Linked DNA regions of Homo sapiens: region 2 is linked to region 1. Evidence: read pairs that join two places in POLR2A ChIA-PET (ENCODE). Cell type or tissue: MCF 10A. All regions are shown on one strand. Links, peaks and the distances in the headings refer to the core of each region. The heading gives the core; the rest is flanking DNA. Region 1 overlaps RERE (arginine-glutamic acid dipeptide repeats). Region 2 overlaps RERE (arginine-glutamic acid dipeptide repeats).

Evidence for each region. Peaks named below come from ENCODE experiments on the same cell type or tissue, not always from the same donor. Only the 100,000 strongest peaks of a DNase experiment are listed, where the experiment ranks them.
Region 2: POLR2A ChIA-PET joins it to region 1 with 10 read pairs; 4 of 35 experiments call an interaction of 5 or more read pairs at or near these places.

The regions. Positions count from the first base shown.
Region 1 is chr1:8,701,814-8,704,618 of GRCh38, reverse strand. The region is part of intron 1 of RERE (arginine-glutamic acid dipeptide repeats); the gene reads left to right. Among named protein-coding and RNA genes, the nearest start is that of RERE, 110 kb to the left of the region's middle. RefSeq lists a silencer at 966-1,585. In MCF 10A, for the core only: no CTCF peak of the experiment used is centred there; a DNase peak (open chromatin) is centred at 1,118.
Region 2 is chr1:8,553,805-8,556,609 of GRCh38, reverse strand. RERE (arginine-glutamic acid dipeptide repeats) reads left to right here. Exons shown (of 23, transcript NM_001042681.2): 6 at 39-135. Among named protein-coding and RNA genes, the nearest start is that of SNORD128, 60 kb to the right of the region's middle. In MCF 10A, for the core only: no CTCF peak of the experiment used is centred there; a DNase peak (open chromatin) is centred at 1,229.

The sequences.
Region 1 (2,805 bases), core at 143-2,642:
GGCCCCACCCCCATCTTGTTGAGAGACTATAGGCAAATCACTTTAATCTGTCTAAATTTCTCTGTTTATTGGAAAGAGAGTACCTGATAATGCAGCCACTTTATAGGGCCTTGGAAAGTCTAATTAACATTTATGAAGCTATTTGAGAGTTCCATGAAACTTGCCTGGAAGGGGAAAGGTGTAATAGTGAAGATACCAGAAGTAATCATTTAAATTTTCAGCTTGTACCTTTCTAATTTGGGTTGACACTGAGTGAACTTAATAGTTAGAATTTGTATTTTATAGGAATACATTTAAAAAATTCCTATACAATGTCTTTGGGAGGACAAAATGATCTTGGCTATCACCACTAGAGAATACATGCTTTAAATGTACTTTAATTTTAATAAAATTTAGCAAGTTGATATATATATTTTTTACCAGAATTAATTGTGGGTGGGTAAGAAATTAGTTTGAAATTAACAGTTGGTAATCTGTTAAGATTCACATAAAAATTGAATTAATGAGGGAGTTTGGAATCTGGTAGCTGGTAGGTTATATGTTTATTTAAAGCCACATGGTAAGGAATGTGCACTTATTTTGCTTCCTTATTAGATGAATTTCAATCATGCACAATTTAAGCTATGTCTTGTCTAACAGATGGATCTTTATTTACTTGTGGAAAAGGGATTGGTGAGATTTTTAAACAAATGGCTTGCAGAGAATTCTTAATGTGTAAGGAAAACTGGGGTCAGAAGTGTTCTTTGACACGAAACAATGCTGCTTTCTCCCGGTGCATCTTTGAAATAAATGTTTAGCTTGTCTGTGATTGTTGGTTGTTTCATCTGCATTTATTAGACGTCAGAGGTGGTTGGCATTAATATTCCTGGCAGAAGCAGAGGCAGCTCTAGGATGTGTGAAATGCTGATCACTCACAGGGATGCGCTGCCTCTTTAATATCTTGCTTGCAGATGCATTTTCTAGCTGACCACGCTATTAAGAGCTGCCATCAATCACGCAGGCTCCCAGTTCCGGCTGTCGGAGGGGAGGGAGGATTGGAGCGGGTGGAGGCTGGCCAAGCAACGAAGGAGATAAAATTGCAGCTGGCATTGTGTGTGCGCGCGCCCGCGGCGGCGGCCAGCAGGGGTGCGCGCGGAGCGGGCTGGGCTCCAGCCCGGGTTTTGCCGGCCGCCGCCGTCGCGGGGAGTCTGCTCTTTCTCTCCCGGCGTCTGGGTCACCGGCATGTGGCAGTGCTGGCCCGGCCTCCCGGGCTGAAGGAGTGCGAGCTGAGTGCCGCGGCCGTGGGCAGCAGGCTCGGGCCAGGGCGGCCGCCTCCCTAGCCGCGGGCGGGGCCCCGCGCGGCCACCGCCTCCCGGAGCCGCCAAGCCGCCGGGACCTGCGCCCGCGCCGCGGTGCCCTGCGGCCGCTCAGGCCTCCTTTTGTTTTAGCAAGTGCACTTCACTCCCCGGGCCCCCACCTGCCCGCCTGCGCCGCCCCTTTCCGCGGGTCCGGAGTTGGCGGGGCCCTGCGCCGGAGGAGGAGGACCAGGCCCGCGGGCTCAGCTCTCGCCGCCAGCGGGCCGCAGGCAAGTGGCCGGCGGCCTCGTGCGTCGAGGGGGACGCGAATCTCGGGCCAGAAAGTTGGACAAGTGCGGGCGGGGGGCTCGGGGTGGGTGCACGGAGTGTTCCAGCCGACCCTAGAAAGATGGAACTCGGGTGTTCCTAAGAATGATGATGGCTTTCCAGGAACGGGGAGTCAGTATTTGCCGTGTCCCATTGCATTTCTGTTGGGCTCACTAGTTTTTAAGTAGCCCCAAACTCTTGAAATCTCAGTTAATTAAATCGAACAGAAAACATTTTTTTGAGGGGGGAGAGAAAACACTATTTAAAAATACATGTATATGTATATATTTTTATTTTTTTCTTCTGAAAGGAAAGTGCTTTTGAAGCCGAGTATAATGCAGAAGTCGCTCTTTGATCAGAAACTTCATTGCTTTACTGTGGAATAAACAAGTTTAAAAATAAAATGAATTTGATGGACTTGATTTGAGGCTACTTAAGTGACAAATGAAATTTTCTTCTTGGACCGAACTACTGTTATTTTGCCAGAGTAGCTAAAATGCGGAGGTACTCTTGACGATTGTTTTACGTTTAAATTGTTAAAAGAATTTTTTAGTGTGGGATGCTGTCTTCCTTGTTTCTCCTCTCTTGTTTACTCAACTCTTGTTTTCTGAAACTGTAGGGAGACCTGCTTGACCACTTTTTGTTTGCTGAGAAGGAAACTCCTGTAATAGGTTACTTTGTTTTACTTGCAGCCCTTAAGCGTCCCTGGCGCACATGTGCCCCGCGCTCTGTGGGCATTGTTTGGCTGGAGGCCTCTCAGCCACACGGAAAATCTAAAAAATGGTCTGTGAATGAACACGGGTGTCTACAGAGAAATTCCATTTTCCCTTTGTGCCTCTGTGTTTTAAGATTGAGACACTGAGTAAAAGTTGAGAACAGATTTAACAAAGTCCTCACAATTCTGTGCCAAAATTACTGTTTTGAGTTCTGGCTTTTTTTTTTTTTTCCTCTTTCTGGAAACTCCAAATTTAAAGTAGACATGATTTGAAACCTTACAGATGGGAACAATATCCCATGTAAGCACGTTGATCTGTGGGCAATTATTTCCAGAAGCACAACCAACTCTACATTTTTATGCATGTGTTAGACTTGGGCTCTGAGAGGCAGTTGCCTTTCTGAATATTTACATTGCCTAGTAAATTACACAAGGCAGATTTTTAGATGCTTAACAGCAGCTTCACAATAGTGTGGGGGCAGCAGAGTT
Region 2 (2,805 bases), core at 138-2,637, 150 kb after region 1:
ACTCAGTTTTAATGTCGTCTTAATTAATTTTTTGACAGACTCTGGAAGAGAACTTGTCATTACAGACCCAGTTATCAAGAACCGAGAGCTCTTCATTTCTGATTACGTTGACACTTACCATGCTGCTGCCCTTAGGTAAGTACTGGAGACGTGCTCTTCCATGTGAAGGAGGAGTCACTGAGTGCAGGAGGTGGAGAGTAATTTCTCCTGATCTTTTAGTAGTCACTGTATTAATCAGACTCCTCTTTTGGCCTCAGTGAACATGCCAGTGTCCGCTCTGGATTGTTGAGATTGCAGAGGTTCTCCGTGTCTTCACTAATCTAGCTTTACTTCTCTCTCTCTTTTTTTTTTTTGATAATTTACTTTTTAATGCTGTTTCTATATTATTGTATCTTCATTTCCTTGGAAATTATTATCCTGGTATTGTTTGCTGAAGTATGTGGGTGAAATGTTCCGATGGGCCAGGTGTGGTGGCTCACATCTGTAATCCTGGCATTTTGGGAAGCTGAGGTGGGAAAAAGTGTTCTGATGGTCTGCAGTTTACTTTCTAAAGATTTAATTCCTGCCACTAGAAAAGACAGAGAAATGGATGAAGCAGATATGGCAGCGTGTAATTACTTGAGAACCCAGGCAAAATTTATAGAGATTTTCATTGAACTATTCTTCCATTTTCTGTATGTCTGAAAAATTTCCTACTATACAGCTTCATTGGCAGGGGGAGGAGATGGGTAGAAAGATATTGAAGATTTCATTCTGAGGCAGAAGGTAACATTCCAGCCAGTCATAATGTCTTCAGAAATTATGTCAAAAAAATGACCATGACATTTGCATCTTTGGGTATTTTCTGTCTCTTTCAAGAAAAGGATGCCCATAATGGCTCATTTTGTGTGTGTATGGCTGACTTTGTGCCTTTTAAGTGGTATAGGAAGTAAGACTACTGATATTCTTAAAACCCTTTCCTCACTGGAAATAAAGTGGTGAAAGACTACTTTTTTTTTGTTAAGTACTGTAATATGGTTTTAACAAAATACTAGGATTTTGGTAGCTTTTATCTTAAAACTACAATGAGTTACAATAATTTCTCCATTCTGATGCTCAGATGGTATTCAGGAAAACCACCTGGAGTCTTTTTTGCAAAGCTACATAGCTAAAGTCAGTTATTTCAAGGTAAATTAGTAGCAACTTTAGGGCAGGCTTTGGCAAGCTTTTCGGGTCAGCTGATGTTTCACATGGTATCTGTTGCAGTGACTCAGCTCAGCCATTGTGGCATAAAAGCAATAGACAACATGGAAATAAATGAAGTGGCTGGGCTGCAGTAAAACTTGATGGATATTGAAATTTGAGTTTCATTTAATTTTCATGTGTCAGGAAATATTCTTCTTTTGCTTTCTTTTTCAGCCATTTAAAAATGGGAAAACTCTTCTCTCAGGCCACAGGAAGCAGGCGGTGTGCCAGATATGGCTTTTCTGGCCATAGTTTGCCAACTCTGCTGTGGGGTATGGCATGGATGTAGTTAGGTTTGACTTCTTACAGGAATTTAGATGAATTTAGAGAGTTTCTCAGTGTTTTATAAACTTCTTGTGAACTTCCACAAGCTTTGTGTGACTTTTAAGATTGGCTTTCCAAGCTTAAGCTCACTTGCTGAACAAAGGAAGTTAATGCAGGGTTGATTATATTGATGGAACAGTTAAATTGTTACCTGGGACCAGTGACTTAATCCTGGAATATTGTTAGCTGGGACCAGTGACTTAATCCTGGAATATTGTTAGCTGGGACTGGTGACTTAATCCTGGAATATTGTTAGCTGGGACCGGTGACTTAATCCTGGAATATTGTTACCTGGGACCGGTGACTTAATCCTGGAATATTGTTAGCTGGGACCGATGACTTAATCCTGGAATATTTCTTGTCTTTTTTTTTTTTTTTTTTTTGAGACAGGATCTCGCTCTGTTGTCCAGCCTGGAGTGCAGTGGTGAGATTATGGCTCACTGCAGCCTCAAACTCCTGGGCTCAGGCAATCCTACCTCCCCAAGTAGCTGGGACTACAGGTGTGCACCACCACACCTGGCTAATTTTTGTATTTTTCATAGAGATGAGCTTTTACCATCTTGCCCAGGCTGGTCTTGAACTCCTAAACTTAAGCAATCCACCCACTTTGACCTCCCAAAGTGCTGGGATTGCAAGTGTGAACCACCGCACTCAGCCAAATCCTGGAATACTTCTTACACTGGTTTGCATACTCTTTCCTTCCTGTTTCCGTCTTGTCTCACGGGTTGAGGGAAAAGATTTTAATCGATTTAGAGTTTCAGTTGAACAAATATGTGAGATATGTAACTGTATTCAACATGTTTTGACATAAATGCTTAAAATCAACATATTTGAGTACTTATCATTGGTATTGAGATTTGTAGAATCTTTTTTTCTGAGACGGGGTGTTGCTCTGTCACCCAGGCTGGAGCTCAGTGGCTTGATCTTGGCTCACTTTACTGCAACCTCCGCCTCCTGGGTTCAAGTGATTCATTCTCCTACCTCAGTCTCCCGAGTAGCTGGGACTACAGGCATGTGCCACGATGCCCAGCTAATTTTTGTATTTTTAGTAGAGACAGGGTTTCACCATCTTGGCCAGGCTGGTCTTGAACTCCTGACCTCAAGTGATCACCCACCTCAGCCTCCCAAAGTGCTGGGATTACAGGCATGAGCCACCACGTCTGGCCCATTTTTATCTTTAGCATTTTTAGAAGAACAAGTTATCCTAAATAATTCCATCTGATTTCCATGAATTTACTGTAGCTAAGTTTACAATCA